Linked DNA regions of Homo sapiens: region 2 is linked to region 1. The links are chromatin loops, found by intact Hi-C in ENCODE. Cell type or tissue: GM12878. All regions are shown on one strand.

Region 1 (8,000 bases):
TCATGAGGTCAGGAGTTCGAGACCAGCCTGGCCAATATGGTGAAACCCCGTCTCTACCAAAAGTACAAAAATTAGCTGGGCGTGGTGGCGCACGCCTGTAGTCCCAGCTACTCGGGAGGCTGACGCAGAAGAACCGCTTGAACCTGGGAGGCGGAGGTTGCAGTGAGCCGAGATGGCGCCACTGCACTCCAGCCCGGGCAAAAGAGTGAAACTCCGTCTCAATAAAGAAAAAACAACAACAAAAACAAAAACAAAAACACATCTTGTCAAGCAGCAGTAACTAACCACTAACTAGCAATGACTGAAAAAATGGGGTCCTGAGGCAGGAGCCCAGGATTAAATGCAAAGAGAATTAGAATAAGATACACTAATTAAAACCATCTAAATTAAAGCAACATGGAACTCAGAAAATCTACAGGACAGGACTACATTATAAATTTAAAAATCTTTCAAAGACTAAAAAGCCCTGCTGAAAAAACCAATCACTAACAAATGTAAAACATACAAGAACTAAAAATTCTTCAAAACAATTCCAGCATTTGATACTAACCCACAATTCTGAAAACGCATTAATTTCATGCTTCTCAAAACCTGCTATATGCTCTCTTCTATGATAGTCCGAAATACCAAGTAATTCAAAAAGTACTTAAACCGACGTAACATTTTAGTACATGCATAATAATACTTTGAAAGAATAAAACAAGCAGAGATAGAGCAGAGTACAGGATAACTGATAGGCAAAAGGCTGTTTGTTTCCTGGAGGGCAGCACTGGTCTTGGATTGGCAGGAGGGGAATTTTAAAATATATTCATGAGACGAATTATACCAAAAAACTGACTCATGCCTTTATTATTTGCACAAGCATATGTTTGAAAATGCACTTTTAACCTTTGGACAACCAAACTGGTATCAGATACCTTAAAGCATTGTTGCCTATATTAATTTCGGTGTTACAGTCTAAATCCTTAACGAAACTCACGCTATACATTTTCGTAATGAAACCCTGTAGAAATGGAAAGGCGTATATTCTTTAAGTAAAGGTTACCTGATTTTTCACTTGTTTAAAGTTTCAATTTTGCTTTTTAATCTATTATCGAAAACATCCCTTGTGGGACATTGTAAAGGGCAGACCCTCCTGTCAAGCCAGAAGGCTCAAACACAAAGACACTGAGCTAACCAAGTGCTGTAATTCTTCCAAACTGAGCCTCTCCACACCCCCTCCACCCTTCCCCCCAACAGATATGTCTATTAAATCAGTGTCTGTTCTCCCCCTCGCACAACAAAGAGAACTTCTCACCGCATGAAATTGCCGCTGAATGGACACCAGAAAGCAGGATTTGCATAATTCCTTCCAACGAAACCCTGTCGGGAAGGAGGGAATGAGGGGCCCAAGCGAACGGATAGACTCTCCTAGATTCTGCCGGGAAAGACCTGGTTCCCAAGAATATTCCCCTGGGGGAGAAGGGGCTGGAATTCTGGGCCTCCCCGAGGACTGGGCGTGGGGGACAGCGGACGACGAGAGGGCATCTCCCCACACACCAGCAGCACCGAAGCAAAGACGGGGAAGTAACAATGCTGGAGGACAGGAGAGTCAGACACAAGGATGGACTGGGGCTAGGGGGCGGCGGGCGGAGCGGAGACACCACACGGGCCACTTACTTTTTGGAGGGGGGTTAAATATATGAGTTAAGCCCTTATGGTCCCGCCGGCCGCCGCACAGAGGGAAACGGGACCTTGGGAGAGAAAAACAGACAAAACACACAGTGTGAGAGGCGCAGCTCGGCCGCCCGGCCCCTCCCGGGGCGCCCCCGTCCGCGCTCCCTCCGGCCCGCAGGGAAAAAGCCACCCGAGGGCGGCCCAAGGTCCGGGAGGCGGGGGGCGGACGGGGCATTCGGGCGAGGCTGCGGCTCCGGCCAATCCCCGGGAGGGGACGAGAGCGACCCCCGCCGGGGCTCCTCGGTCGGACCCGGTCCCACCCCCTCCTCCCGCAGCACGACACCGAACACAAATACGCACACACCGACCCGTGCGTCGAGGATTAACTCCCCGGCCACCGCCGCCCGCTGAGGAAGTGCAGCCGCTGCCCCCCGCGGCCATGACACCCCACTTGGCTCGGTCAGGCGCACCCGGGGACTGTGACAGCTCCAGCTCCCTCCGCCCCCATCTCCACCTCACGCTTCGCACACGCCCGAGCGCCGGGCGCCCGCCTGCAGCCCGCCGCGCGTGCACGCAGACCCGGGGGCGCGCCCCGCGCGTGGGGGAGGGGTGGCGCAGGAGGAGGACGGCGGCGGCCACAGCGCGGGTGGGGGCCGAGCACGCCCGCGCCCCTCGCGCCTCCCCCAGTACAGCGGCAGCGCCGCGAGGCGAGTCGCCACAATAAGCCGGCGGCGGCGCCGGGGCGCCGGGCCTGGAGCGGGAGCAGGGGCGGGAGCGGGGAGGGAGGGGAGCGAGCAGGCGGGGATGGAGAGCGGGAGGGGGAGGAACCCGCGCTCCCGCCGAGAGCCAGCCCCGGGGAGGCGCGCGGAGGGGAGGGGCCGGCGCGCGCTCGGCCGAGCAGGGGAGCCCGCCTGGAGGTCGCGCGCGCTCACACTCCGGGGGGTGGGGGAAGGGGGGACGCTCGAGCCAAAGAGGGCGGGCGGGCCGGAGCAGCAATTGCCACTTCCCCAGCTTCCTCCCTGGTCTGGGGCGACCGGCGGCGGGGCGGCCGGAGGGGCGGCGGCGGTCGGCGGAGGGTCTCACCTACACAGTGAATGAGCTTGTGGCGCCACGAATCCAGTTCTTGCCGAAAGCCGCGTCTCTCAACGGAGCATTGCTGCCGCCTACACACCCTCGCCATCTTCTGCCGCCCGCCCGGCCCAGCCTCCGCCGCGGCCCCGCGCACGCCCAGCCGCGTCGCCCGGGGCCGCGCACGCACCCGCGGCCCGGGCGTCGCGCCTCCTGCCGGGGGCGGTGCGGGGGCAGGGCCGGCCTCACCTCACCGTGGCCCCGGCGTGGCCCGGGGGCGGCCTGGGCCCGCTCACCCGCCCCGCGCGCCGCCCGCCGGGCTGCGATCCCGCCGTCCTTCTACGCGGCTGCCGCCGCCTCTGGCCGCCCGGGACGGCGCCTTCCCACAGCCGGAAGTCAGTCCCGCTGGCCCCGCGCCGCCTTCGCACTGTCCCCCAAGGCCACGGCTGCCCCCGCCCTCCCCGGGGCTTTTTGTTTTTTACGCCAGCCCCATTTATCACTTCCAACCTGCCTATCGCCCGGCACCAACTGTTGCAAGTTCCGTAATAACTGCTGCTATGAACTTCTCCGTCGAAACTGCTCCTCCCCAGAGCCTGTTTAAGAAGCAGAAATAAGAATAAATTCCCGGATGCCGGTGGATGCACTGACCTCTAAGATTTTCAAAGGTGAAGTGGATACACGTTATTAAGTCATTGGGAGACATCGCCAACATTGGGAAACCTAGTAAAAAGTGGAAATCGAGCGTTTTAAATAAAAAAAAAAAAAGGTTTCTACTAGCAAGACTGATCGTAGGCGAACTTCTCAAGGAATTTTGGAATATTGTGCCAAAGTGAGAATATTTAATATTTCCAAAAGTAGACTTAACTAGGAATACTTAAAGCAGAGACTATTGGAAATGCTTTAATTTGGGATTTCAGGAAAGGGCTTGAAGAGAAATATTTTATATGAGCAAGCCTCTTGGAATAATTGAATCACCTTAATTTTGTCACTGTTACTTCGAAGAGAACGAGAAGAGAGAAGATGGGAAACGAAAGGAGAAAGGGAAAAGAAATGGGGTGGAAAGAAAAAAGCAGAAGAGATCGCCCTATACCAGTAGGCCTAGTACCCTAGGATTCTGGCCTCTTTCTCCCACCTTTGGTGTTTAAGATTAAGGACAGTGCATTCCTGCTTTTAGAAATTTAAATTTAAGTTTGAAGACTTAATTTTAATTACTGTAGTAGGTAAAGCAAAGTCGTTAAATACTTGACATCAGGATCCCATTGGAGTATTGATTTAGGTCTTTTCAAAGGTGGTGGTCCTGGTTCTCTGCACCAGCCACTGGCGGAATGGCGGAATGGTGTATCTACCAATGAACAGATGGACTGGGTGGGCCTCGGGTACGGGTGGCTTGAGATGCAAATGCAAGGGTAGGAAGGCACCTTCCCCCCCACCACTCCCAGCCCACCCCGCCAATCTTAAAACATTGATCTTTATAAAATTCGCAAACGTCCCACAGGATTTCATTGGCTTAAGAGTATTGTCAAATGAAGACGCCAGGAAGTATTGAGTTTCTGGGTACATAATACTGTCCTGAGTGTTGAAGGAAGAGGACTAATACGAGATTTTAAAAAATGGCTGTGGACAACCATCCTTCAGGTGTGATGGCAGGACATCTTGTATCACCTGAAACTTCCTTTTTTCGCCGCTAGGTGGTGGGTGTGAGTCTTTTGCGGCCTTTAAGTTTCTACGGTGTTTGGAGGAAATACGTTTCAGTTTCAAATAAATGAACAACGTGTAACTCTAAGATGAGTAAATAATCAATGTGTTTTCCAACCACCCCAAGTTAATTTGTTTAAAAAACAATCAAACCAAGGGTAATAATTCCTCGACATAATCTCTTAGTCCCAGACATATGGATTCAGAGAATCCTAGAGGCTTCAGAGATCAATTTTGTAACTTAAGATATGAAATTGGAAGCCCAGACAAGTAAGGTGATTTGACCAAGATTACATAGTTGCTGGGTAGAGAAAGGGCAACAAAAGCCAGGAGACAAGTTTCCCAATTTCCAATTTAATGCTAGTTTTACTACTCTACTCTGAGTTCCAATTTCTGCTTCACTTATTTTGAGTTGGGAACTAACTCATGGTTGACCTATCACAAAGACCTATTTGGAAGAAAGGATAGGGAGGCAATAGTAACAGCTAATATTCATTGAGCACCTATTATATGTTTATCATTGTTTCATTCCATCCAGATAATAATGCTATGAGTATATATTTACCACATTTTCCAAGTTAGGGACACAAGACTCAGATGAGTTAAATACATTTGTCAAGATCACATAGCTACCAAATTCTAACTAAGATCTCTGTGACTCTAAACCCCTCTAAATTGTCTTACAAGTAGAAAGTTGGCTTGGCGCGGTGGCTCACGCCTGTAATCTCTGCACTTTGGGAGGCTGAAGTGGGCAGATCACTTGAGGTCAGGAGTTCAAGACCAGCCTGGCCAACATGGTGAAACCCCGTCTCCACTAAAAATACAAAAATTAGCTAGGCATGGTGGTGGGCACCTGTAATCCCAGCTACTCAAGAGGCTGAGGCAGGAGAATCCGTTGAACCCAGGAAGTGGAGGTGGCAGTGAGCCGAGATCGTGCCACTGCACTCCAGCCTGGGCGACAGAGCTGAGACTCCATCTTGATAAATAAATAAATAATAAGTAAATAAATAAATAGTCTTACAAGTAGAAAATAGACTCTGCAACTGGAGGATTCACTTAACTCTACATGACATGTTCCGAGCACAGTTAAGCAGTTGGACATTCTGTGTTCCTATCACATGGCAGGCGGTGTCCCAGGCACCGAGGACATAGATAGATAAGACAGAATTTCTGACCTCTGTTGCTTTGGGCTACTGTTAAAGAGGGCCTTAGCTGTAAACTCTTACATTCTAGGGAGGGGCAGGTAATATAACATGGCAGTTAATAGGGTCTGAAGACAGCTGGGTTGGAATTCTGGCTCCATTTTTCAGTGGCTGTGTGACCTTGACATATTAACTTTTCTGGTCATTAATTTCCTCATGTGAAAAAGAGGATAATAATAGTCTGCAAGATGGGGTTTGTGTGAAAATGAAATGAAACTATTCACGTACAGTGCTAGCACATTCTTAGCATGAAATGAGCATCTGTTCTCTGATTAGGCCTTCCTAAGCTCCTATCTGTTTGCCCAGTCTGCAGGATGATGGGAAACCAAGATGCTTCTGCAGTTTGGAGTTAATCTGTGAGAGTATGAAGGAATGATAGCAATGACCTCAGCCTTTGAAAACAACCTCTGAGCCATGTTCTATAGTTCTCACAATGGCAGAAAAGGAATGTCAGGGAAGGGGAGTAGGACTTGGCTTGTCAGCATTAGATCAACTACTACCTGGTGTCTGATTAAAGATGGCTTGCAACATAGAAATGATCATTGACAAATGGGAGGATGAAATGATTGGGGCCTTCTAAAAAAAGCATGTCCTAATGGGAGGCTTTTTTAAAAAAACATAGTCAACTTCAAATAAATTCCAACAAGCAAGAGATGCTTTTTGAAGCACGTTTCAAAGATTATGTTATTTATTCTTCGCAACAACCCAATCGTGTATCCCATTTTATAACAGAGCACAGAGAGGTTAAGTAACTTGCCTAAAGTCACACAGGTTATAGATCTGGATTGGAACCCAGGGAGCCAGACTGCCTGGGTTCAAATCCAGATCTATAACTTGTGTGACTTTGGGCGAGTTACTTAAAGCCGGCTCTTTAACCATCACACTATTTTTTGCTTCCAGTGCTATTTCGGGGAAATGAGACCTAAGTCAGAGACAAGACCTAGCCAGACAGAAAGGAAGCCATGTCACTTGGTCACACGGCTTTTGGTCTTTTTGAGAAACTACTCATGTAGTGGCTTTTTTTGCTTAATAAAAGACTTTCAGGCCGGGCATGGTGGCTCACGCCTGTAATTTCAGCACTTTGGGAGACCAAGCCGGGAGGATCACTTGAGGTCAGGAGTTCGAGACCAGCCTGGACAGCATGGTGAAACACTGTCTCTACCAAAAATACAAAAAAAATTAGCTGGGTATGGGGTGCACCTGTAATCCCAGCTTCTTTGGAGGCTGAAGCAGGAAAATCACTTGAAGCCGGGAAGCAGAGGTTGCAGTGAGCTGATATCATGCCACTGCACTCCAGCCTGGGCAACAAAGCAAGACCCTGTTTCAATAAATAAATAACTTTCAGAGTTTCTCTCTTTTCAGCCTGTATACCTCTATGCCACTGGCCTAGAAAACATGTATGATTTTACTTTATGTTGTACGTGTGACATTTATTTTTCTTCTGTAGTTTTATTGAGATATATTTCACATACCATAAAATTCGCCCATTTGAAGTGTCCACTTCATCTGAAAGCAGGCAGTGGGAGGAGTGGCATCTCTTGGCTTTTTCCTGGGCTCTTGGCTCTGGGTCTTTGGCGCATGTTTTAGCATGGTAGAAATGTTTGACTGTCCCAGCCGGGTGCTGCCTTTCTGCATAAATGAGATCTTTTCTGCCTGGCAACATGGTTTTACCCTCACATCCAAAAGCTCCTAGTTCCTACACAGCTACTGGCTTGTCTGTTTTGAGGCAGTTCCCTTCTTGGAGGTTTCCTTGATATAGCTATGGGTTTGGGTGTCCACTATCCCCATGCCACTAAGCTTGTTCTAGAGTTCAAGACCCATCAACCCCTGCCCCCCAACCACCACCAACTGCGAAAGATTCCTCTTGGGCTCTTTCCCCATTATCTTTTCATCCTACCAGTCAGAAAGGAGGATCATTATTGGAGATCTACTGTTTACTAATATATTGGATGGAGGTGGTGCCCACCCTCTTGGCAGAGGAAAAGATTACAGCTACTAATGCGTCTGACCCCAGCCTGAACCAGTGTTTTAGTATCAAAGGCAAGTGAGACATAGTGTTGCTGTTCATGACCTTGTCCCCAACACAGCCACCTCTGTTTCACCTGCCTTACGTCCAGAAATGCTTTATCCCTACTGTGGAGCAGCTGACTCTGGGGATCCCATGCCAGAATCATGGGGAGATAGACCATGGCCAGGATATATTTCCAGCAGAGAAGCTCTGTCATCTGCAGGATTGCAAGGTGAACCTTCACAGAGCTGCCTGCGGTGAGTGTATTGTTGCACCCAAGACTTCCAGCTTCCCTTACTGTCAGGGGACCTGCCTGACCCTCAACAGTGAGCTTCATCAATCCAACTTTGCACTCAAAGTTTGCACTATAA
Region 2 (8,000 bases), 430 kb after region 1:
GAGTCAAACAGCCAAGACTGGCATTTCCACAGAATTGCTTTATGGTTTGAGGCTTTGATCTTCATTCCTACTTGTCTGTTTCCAAACTGGGAAATGGGGATGACATCTACATTACTAGAGAGTAGATTTGATGTCTATCTATCCAAAATTGTACAATGTTCAGAACTGTGCCTCAGTCAGTGAAGGTTTTGTTTTTTTTTTTTTTTTTTTTTTTGATGGTAGTAGTGGTGATGATGAAGAAAGTGATACTGATGATGAAGGTCTCAGACTGCTCTGGTTCAAATCCTGCTCTTACTTACAGCTTTGAGAGTTAAATTCTCTGACTCTCAGTTTTCTCGTCTGTGAAGTGGGATTAATAATAGTACCTAATTCAGAGAGTATTGGGATGAAATGAGATAATCCATGTAAAGTGCTTAGGACAGTGTCTGGCATAGACATAGTCAATAAAAAAGGGGCTTTTATTAGAACCATTATGGTGAAGATGAGAACACTGAGACATCAGTTAAGGGACAAAGTAGAGGATTCTAGTTAAGAGTGACAAAGTGATTTGGGGAGAGTGCTTAGGAATAATTTGTAATTTGTTCTACGAAGTCTAGTTTTGCCAAGGCAGTAAAATATACCTCAGGCTGCAATTCCTGCCTCCTGCCGAGTACTCAGCAGAGACAGGCTGTCTAATGGCCCTTGGGTGGTGCGTGGTTCATCTCATCTGCTTAGGTCCTTAGGAGACGAGGCAGTGAAAGTCTCCCTCTCTTTTGGAAACAAGCCTCAGTGGCTGTGACAGCTGGGTTTTAAAAGGAGAAACTTGGATTTGAAACTTGGGCTAGGCTAAGAAGGAATTCCTTTTGTGAACCGGCACTGTCTAATTGCTCCGTGTCCTCATTGGTAAGCAGTACTTCCCCAGGCTTGCCTGTCATTTTCCAAAAATCACTTGACACTAATTGGCCGTGCCAGAGAAACCATTACTGAAAATTTAAAGGCTTCTGGTGGATTTTTTCTTGCCAAATTCTTGGCAGGAGTTTCATCTCATCTCACTTAATATTAATCTCCCCAATTCCAAAAGGCTACAGGTGGTCAGAATTGGAAGGAAGCAGAGGAGATTAACAGCCTTTACCCCCATGTTTCCCCAAACCATGTACAACACAGCTGGCCCTTAGGAGATGCCTACAGTGGCCTTTACTCCTCCCCTAACCTCACCTGCTCATAGCCTCACGTGGTTTGTCCACTGCCTAACATAGCACTGGCAGTAAGAGTACCCGTGACATATCTGTGAATTGGACTTTAAAAAAATATTCAGATATAATTTCTGGACCATACAATTCACCATTTAAAGTATACCAGTCAATGGTTTTTAGCATGCTCAGAGTTGTGTCACCACAATCAATTTTAGAATATTTTCATCACAGCCAGGCGCGGTGGCTCATGCCTGTAAACCCAGCACTTTGGGAAGCTGAGGCGGGCAGATCATGAGGTCAGGAGATTGAGACCATCCTGGCTAACACGGTGAAACCCCATCTCTACTAAAAATATAAAAAATTAGCTGGGCATGGTGGCACGTGCCTGTAGTCCCAGCTACTTGGGAGGGTGAGGCAGGAGAATCCCTTGAACCTGGGAGGCAGAGGCTGCAGTGAGCTGAGATCACGCCATTGTGTTCCAGCCTGGGTGACAGAGCAAGACTCTGTCTCAAAAAAAAAAAAAAAAAAAAAGAATATTTTCATCACTCCAAAAGAAGACCCATATTCATTAGCAGCCACTTCCCATTCCCCATTGCCCCCCAAAGCTAAATACATTCTCCAAGTGACTCATGCAATAGGTGCTTGGTAGAACCATGGTCTTCCAGTCCAAATAGACCGTGGCTGGCCTGTGTTCTGAACCATTCAGTAAAGATGAACCCATCTCCCACCTCGCCCTGGGCTGCCATCCTGACGTGGCAGTAGGGATTAGATGGCCAAGAATGACCAGGTACTGGGAAGACCAGGCCTCTGTGGAGGCTCCAGATTTCAGACCATGCACCCAAGTGTCTAAGAAAATACAAATGTATTAATTTTTTTTCTCGATAACAAAAGTTTGTCTATGATGATCCCCCTTTCCATCAGGTAGTAGGGACTTGATTTTGGTCAATTTGTGTTTTCAGTTTTGGTCAATTTGTATGTCCTGGTTGGGGGCATAGTTTATGCCAAGGCATGGTGGTGGCGGGGGGCATCTATCCTGCCACCCTGACTGGCATTGCTGGGATGTTCTCATCCCTAACCAATGAGTCCTCTATCCAGATACAGGCTACTGGGCTTCCTCCTTTTATCAACCCTAGGCCAGTTCAGAATGGTGCAGGTCTACATTCCCCTAGAAGCTTGGGAGACATTCTATGGCTCCCCTAATCCTCTCAGCTGTGGGAAAGTCACTTCCATCCCCCTCTTGGGCCTGGAATCATGTTGCTGCCATCCTGCCACACTTTGCCTGAAGAGCTCTGCATGCCTGTCTCAGGGCCAAATGTCTGGACAATCACATAGACACTTCTATGCTGACCTTGGCGGGTGGGCACAACAGGGGAATCCAGGGTCTTGCTGCCACTCTGGACTCTGCCCAAGGACTGAGGACACAGTTTTCTGCTTCTCTTAGATTCTTAAACCTACCTGGGATCTCTTTCTCAAGGTGAGATGGGGAATGGGTCCTTTTAGGGGCTCCCTGCTGCTCTCCCGCTAGTCCTGTCACTCCTCCATCCTAGGAACCCTCCTACGGCTACCAGGATGGGGAAAATATGGTGCATCCTTCCAAATCTTTGCTATTGCAACTAGGCTTGTGAAATGTAAACGCCAAGATGGTTTTATTTCTTTGCTGTGTTTTCCCTGGCATCCCTTCCCAAGTCAAGGAAAGCAGATGTCTAATGCCCCCAAAAGGGAAGGGTATACATGCAACAGGAAACACCAGGAAAGGAAATCTGCTCTATTCTCTCACCATTCTTCCCCTGCCTCACCTTCAGAGCCTCAGCAACACCCCTCGGCAGGGGAGAGGCTGCCTGGGCTCTTCTCTGGATACTTTGATGGGAATTTGGAATTCTCCTGAAGTCAGCCTGAAAAAGAATTAAGTCACACATTATTGTGTGACTCTTCCAATCCCATCTTTTGATCCTGTGTGTGCTACAGGATAAGTTGTCCCAGCCAGGGTTATTGCTCACTTCAAACCACGTGTGAAGAACCTCAGCTTCCTCCTAGCCTGAAGCCAGTGCCTTCTTGCTGTCCCCAGGGCTCCTAACTGCTTCTTTTTCCACTTTCCAGGCAGGTTTTGTGGCGATAAGATCCCGGAGCCCCTCGTCTCCACGGACAGCCGGCTCTGGGTGGAGTTCCGCAGCAGCAGCAACATCTTGGGCAAGGGCTTCTTTGCAGCGTACGAAGGTTTGTGCGAGGTGAAAGCAGCTGCTCGGTGGCCCCTCATAAGCTCTGTCCTTCCCAGGCAGCCCACTGTCCCTCTCCCAGCCCAGACACTCCAGGCCAGAGCCACAGGGGTGGGGGCAGCCACCACAGGGGGCAAGCTGAGGATTCCACAGCCCCTCCTGCAACATTCTGGAAGCAGAGGCCAGCTGTGCCCACTTCAGAAGTAGTGCCATCCTTCTGACGCCATCCCACTCAACCCTCATTCCAGGCCAGCTGAGGAGTCGGCTTCCCCCATACAGGACGGTATTGGGGGGATCTAGAACCCTGTGGAAATGATAGCAGCCTCTGAATTGCTGTGTGAGCCTAAGCAAAGAATCTGACCTCTCTAGGCCTCTGTTTGTTTCCTTTGTGAAAAGAAGACTTTGGGCAACATCAAGGAATTTCCAACTGCGTTTCTTAGAAGGGCCTCTGAGGCTACCCTGGTGGCTGAGTAGAGGGAACCAATAGGTCTGGGCTCTAGGCAGCTGCCACCAGGTGATGGTGCTTCTATTTCTTCTATGTCTTGAGCTTCTCTGGCTCATTCCCCACCCCACCGTACCCTCTACCAAAAAAAAAAAAAAAAAAAGAAAGGGGAAAACTACCAGAAAATTACCAAGGGTCCTTTGGCCTTACATTACCAAGGGTCCTTCGGCCTTAAATTATTACAATTTTAGAGAGGCCAAAGTTTTGTCTTTGTAAAATAAGTAATGTGCATGTGTGCGCATGTGTGCACGTGTGCGCGCACGGGTCCTTTCCTACCAGCGGTCCTGTACTCTCTACCTTGAATCACCTGGGGAACTTCACGGCTACGCAGCGCTCCCCAACACCCACTGGAATCAGAACCTCTGGGGAGTGTGGCCCCAGCTTCCACAGTTTGCAAACTCCCTCAGGCGATTTTGATGCACAGCGAAGTTAGAGAACCACTGCTTTATGTGGTTTTTTCTTTATATGAAAAAAATTCAGAGTTAAAGACAAATGCAATCGTGCCTTTCTGGAGGCGCGGTGTTTGTGGGCTGGAGATGAAAATGTTGGTGAGCGGAGCCACCTAGTGGTGGCAAGCGCTGTTCCCCCCGCCTCCCCAACCTTCCTTCCTAAGTAAGATCTGACCAGGGCCCCCGTCTTCCTCTCCTGATGTCTCTTTCTAAAGCTACCTGCGGGGGAGACATGAACAAAGATGCCGGTCAGATTCAATCTCCCAACTATCCGGATGACTACAGACCTTCCAAGGAATGTGTCTGGAGGATTACGGTTTCAGAGGGGTTTCACGTGGGACTTACCTTCCAAGCTTTTGAGGTGAGTGCTGCTCAGACCGGCTTCCCAAGGAAACGGCAACTTTTGCTAGACATCCTCCACTCTGTAAAGATGGGTTTTCATTTTTGGCTAAAAACAGGAACCTAAGAGGCTATTCTCAAGCCCATAGTGAATTGTGCCCGGACATCTGACATCAACATCTATGCAGGCTTTGAAATGGGGTTTGACACCTTTCTGAGGGCAGTAAGAGAGGTTGAGAATAATAATCAAAGTGAAAATTCAGGATGGGATCCAGGGAAGTTTGGTAGAATTGTTCTTCTCTATTTATCCTCTTAGACTCTTCTCAGTTTGATTCACCCTTGACTTCTGCAAGTAAGGAGTGAACTAGGAAGCAGCATGGAGAGACCTGGGACACACTTGGGTCCTTTGGCCTCTTGGTTAGATTTTGAGAGTGATATTTGGGTTCTCTTCTTAAATCAAAAACCTTAAAGCAGAACCATCTGCCATCCACCTTGCCTCTGTTTCTTCCTTTAGATTGAAAGGCACGACAGCTGTGCATATGACTACCTGGAAGTCCGGGATGGCCCCACGGAAGAGAGTGCCCTGATCGGCCACTTTTGTGGCTATGAGAAGCCGGAGGATGTGAAATCGAGCTCCAACAGACTGTGGATGAAGTTTGTGTCCGATGGCTCTATCAATAAAGCGGGCTTTGCAGCCAATTTTTTCAAGGGTATGAATTAGCAGTTTGTTTCCACTTTTAGGCACAAGAAGAAATATTGCTCCCCCTGGCCTAAGACACACAAAACCATATGGAAGCTTACCACCAAACAAGGCTCCCTGCAGAGAAAAGGCAGCGATGCATTTCAGAGCTGGGTGTGAGCCCCCAGCAGAGTTCCCAACTGATCAGGAGCAGGCTCAGCCTTGGCTTCCACACGATAGAAAGTTCTGTACTTGGAAATTAGATCTAATAAGTTTACAAGGGCAAACTACACGGTAGTGAAACTGAGCATGGAATAACAGCAAATATTTGGATAGCAGCTATCATTAATTGATCACCTACTGTGTACCAAGAACTGTGTAAGGTACTTGACTTACATAATGTCATTTAATTCCCCAAATAACCCTGTGAGTTAGATTTGGATCAGGGCTGGGCAGGGCTTCTCAGGATCATGCAGGTAGTTAAGTGGCAGATCGGGGATCTAATTCAGTCGGCCTAATTCCTAAGCTCAAACTCTTTCTACAACATTGCTACTATTCCTTGATGTGGGCCAGAGAGGCAACCCAGGTGTTCAGCTCCTGGAACATCAGTGCCCCTAGACTACATGCTTACCCCCACATGATCGGGGTTGGGAGGAGAATAAGGGGTGGCACTCTGGGAACAAATTTCCGTGTTGCCCTGGGGACCTGCTGCTCTGTAGGGTCCTGATGGAACCAGGCCCAGAATGGCATGGGCAGACCGAGCTTTCCTGGCCCCAGAAGAGCCAGCTTCCAACCCTCCTTTGAACGGGCAGGTCCTCCTTCTCTGCTGTCAGGCCCCTGAAAGCCCTGAAGACCACACCCTAAGAGGGAAGCATGGCTGCTCCCCACTGCATTGGGCCTGGGCGCCCAGGAGCACAGCAGCAGCCCTTGAGTAGAGACATTCAGTCCTCTGCTGCTGTGGCCCCTTAATCAGTGACCCCACTTCCCCAGCCCCCCTACAACTTGTGCTTGCCCAGAGCCTGCTTTCTCCTCTTCCCTCCTCTCCTAGGACTCCTGGCTGAGCCAGCACAGAAATCCCAGTCCCTCCCTTGCTTCCATTCTCCTCTTCTGCCCCATCTTAGACCTTCTCCCAGGTTCTACGTGAACAGCCTGGGTGTCAAAAGAACCCACTTCTGCACTGTCACCCAGAGCAGGCAGCCATTCGTCCTTACTGAAGCTTCAGTTTTCCTCTCTGTAAAATAGGAAGAAGGACATCTGCCCATTGTACCTAAGCAATTGTTGTGAAGCCCCAAAGAAAGGACGGCTGTGGAGGCACTTAAAAGCTGGCAGGTGACAAACAAGGGGTGGGGCTGTTATTTTTTCCTATTTTGAGGTATCGGGGAAGAGCAAAACCCAAACAGCAGCAGAGGAGAATCATGATGGCGCTGAAGGATTGGAGACAAAACTGAGTTGCTTCTTTCTCAAGCCAAAAAAAAAAAGAAAAAAAAGAAAAAAAAAGCCAGGCCATAGCACTTGTATTTTGAAAGCAGGTCAGCTTCTGATTGCACAGGGAAGATATGACAGCCTTAGTTGAGATGCCTGGAAATTCACAGCCCCAATCCCACCCTGGCCCAGCCTGCACATGCCTGGTGTCTCCCAGCCTGGGGTGGCCCCTGTCTGACTTGGCAGCAGTGACACCGGCTGGGTGGCCTCAAGCAAGTTGCATGATTTCTCCAGTTGCACAGCTTCTGTTGCACAAGCTCCAGTCTCTCTACCTGGAGAGACAATGCTGCCAGGTGATTGCAAGGCTGTCATCAGGAGAAAATGGAATAGTGCAAGTCAATACACCGAGTGTAGTGTTTAGTCCCGTTCATTGTCTTTGCTAGGGAAGGAATCTTTGAAGTGGTTATTCTTTCTGGAAAAACCGATGCGACAATTTCTTCTGGCTATTGTGATGGACTGGTTTCCTATTCCTGCTGTAGCAATTTACCACAGGCTTGGTGGCTTAAAACAATGCACACTTATTATCCTACAGTTGTGGAGGTCAGAAGTCTAACATGGGTCTCACTGGGATAAAATCAAGGGGATGGCAGGGCTGCATTCCTTCTTGAGGTTCTAAGGGAGAATCTATTTCTTTGCCTTTTCCAGCTTCTAGGAGCTGCCTGAATTCCTTGGCTCATGGTCCCCTTCCATGGTCAAAGCCAGTAATGGCCAGTGTGTCATTCTCATGCCACATTCTCTCTGCTGCATCACAGACCTCTGCTCCGGTCAGCACATCTCCTCCTTCTGACCCTAACTTCCTTCCACCTCTTTGCCTTACACGGACCTGGTGTTGACATTGAGCCCACCCAGATAATCCAGGAGAATCTCCTCATCTCCAAGATCCTTCATTTAACCACACCTGCAGAGTCCTTCTTTCACCTAATTAAGATCCTTAATTTAACCACACTTGCAGAATCTTACATTAAGGTAACAGATTCACAGATTGTAGAGGCCAAGCTGTAGACAGCTTTGGAAGGCCTTATTCTGCCTACCACATGTCATGAATGATTATGAGGTTGTCATTCTAATTCTGTTTATTCCAGTCCCCTTGGCCTTCTCCTCCCCTGACTTCCACCCCAGGTTCTGTAAGCTGGGTGCTGGGGCTCCATTCCAGGGGGATAACTG

What was found. Hi-C counts contacts between places; a loop is a spot of excess contacts. Peaks named below come from ENCODE experiments on the same cell type or tissue, not always from the same donor. Only the 100,000 strongest peaks of a DNase experiment are listed, where the experiment ranks them.
Region 2: it touches region 1 in a loop (2.2-fold over the local background); 38 of 110 quality-filtered maps call a loop at or near these places.

What each region holds. Positions count from the first base shown.
Region 1 is chr10:96,827,139-96,835,138 of GRCh38, reverse strand. LCOR (ligand dependent nuclear receptor corepressor) reads right to left here and starts at 2,841. Exons shown (of 8, transcript NM_001346516.2): 1 at 2,740-2,841; 2 at 1,660-1,733. MIR607 (microRNA 607) reads left to right here and starts at 6,375; the gene lies at 6,375-6,470. LOC102723665 (a long non-coding RNA gene) reads left to right here and starts at 2,681. Exons shown (of 1, transcript NR_135921.1): 1 at 2,681-4,507. RefSeq lists enhancers at 888-1,601, 1,602-2,317, 2,318-3,032, silencers at 1,779-2,018, 2,059-2,118, 2,159-2,878, 2,889-2,938, 2,959-3,258 and a cis regulatory region at 4,294-4,493. In GM12878, a CTCF peak has its summit at 4,407 (motif pointing right); DNase peaks (open chromatin) are centred at 2,692, 2,812, 3,260, 4,408 and 1 weaker place; H3K4me3 peaks cover 3,764 bases; H3K27ac peaks cover 3,277 bases.
Region 2 is chr10:96,392,572-96,400,571 of GRCh38, reverse strand. TLL2 (tolloid like 2) reads left to right here. Exons shown (of 21, transcript NM_012465.4): 11 at 3,270-3,386; 12 at 4,552-4,697; 13 at 5,190-5,385. Among named protein-coding and RNA genes, the nearest start is that of OPALIN, 38 kb to the right of the region's middle. RefSeq lists an enhancer at 2,930-3,458. In GM12878, a CTCF peak has its summit at 4,442 (motif pointing left); a DNase peak (open chromatin) is centred at 4,436; H3K27me3 peaks cover 223 bases.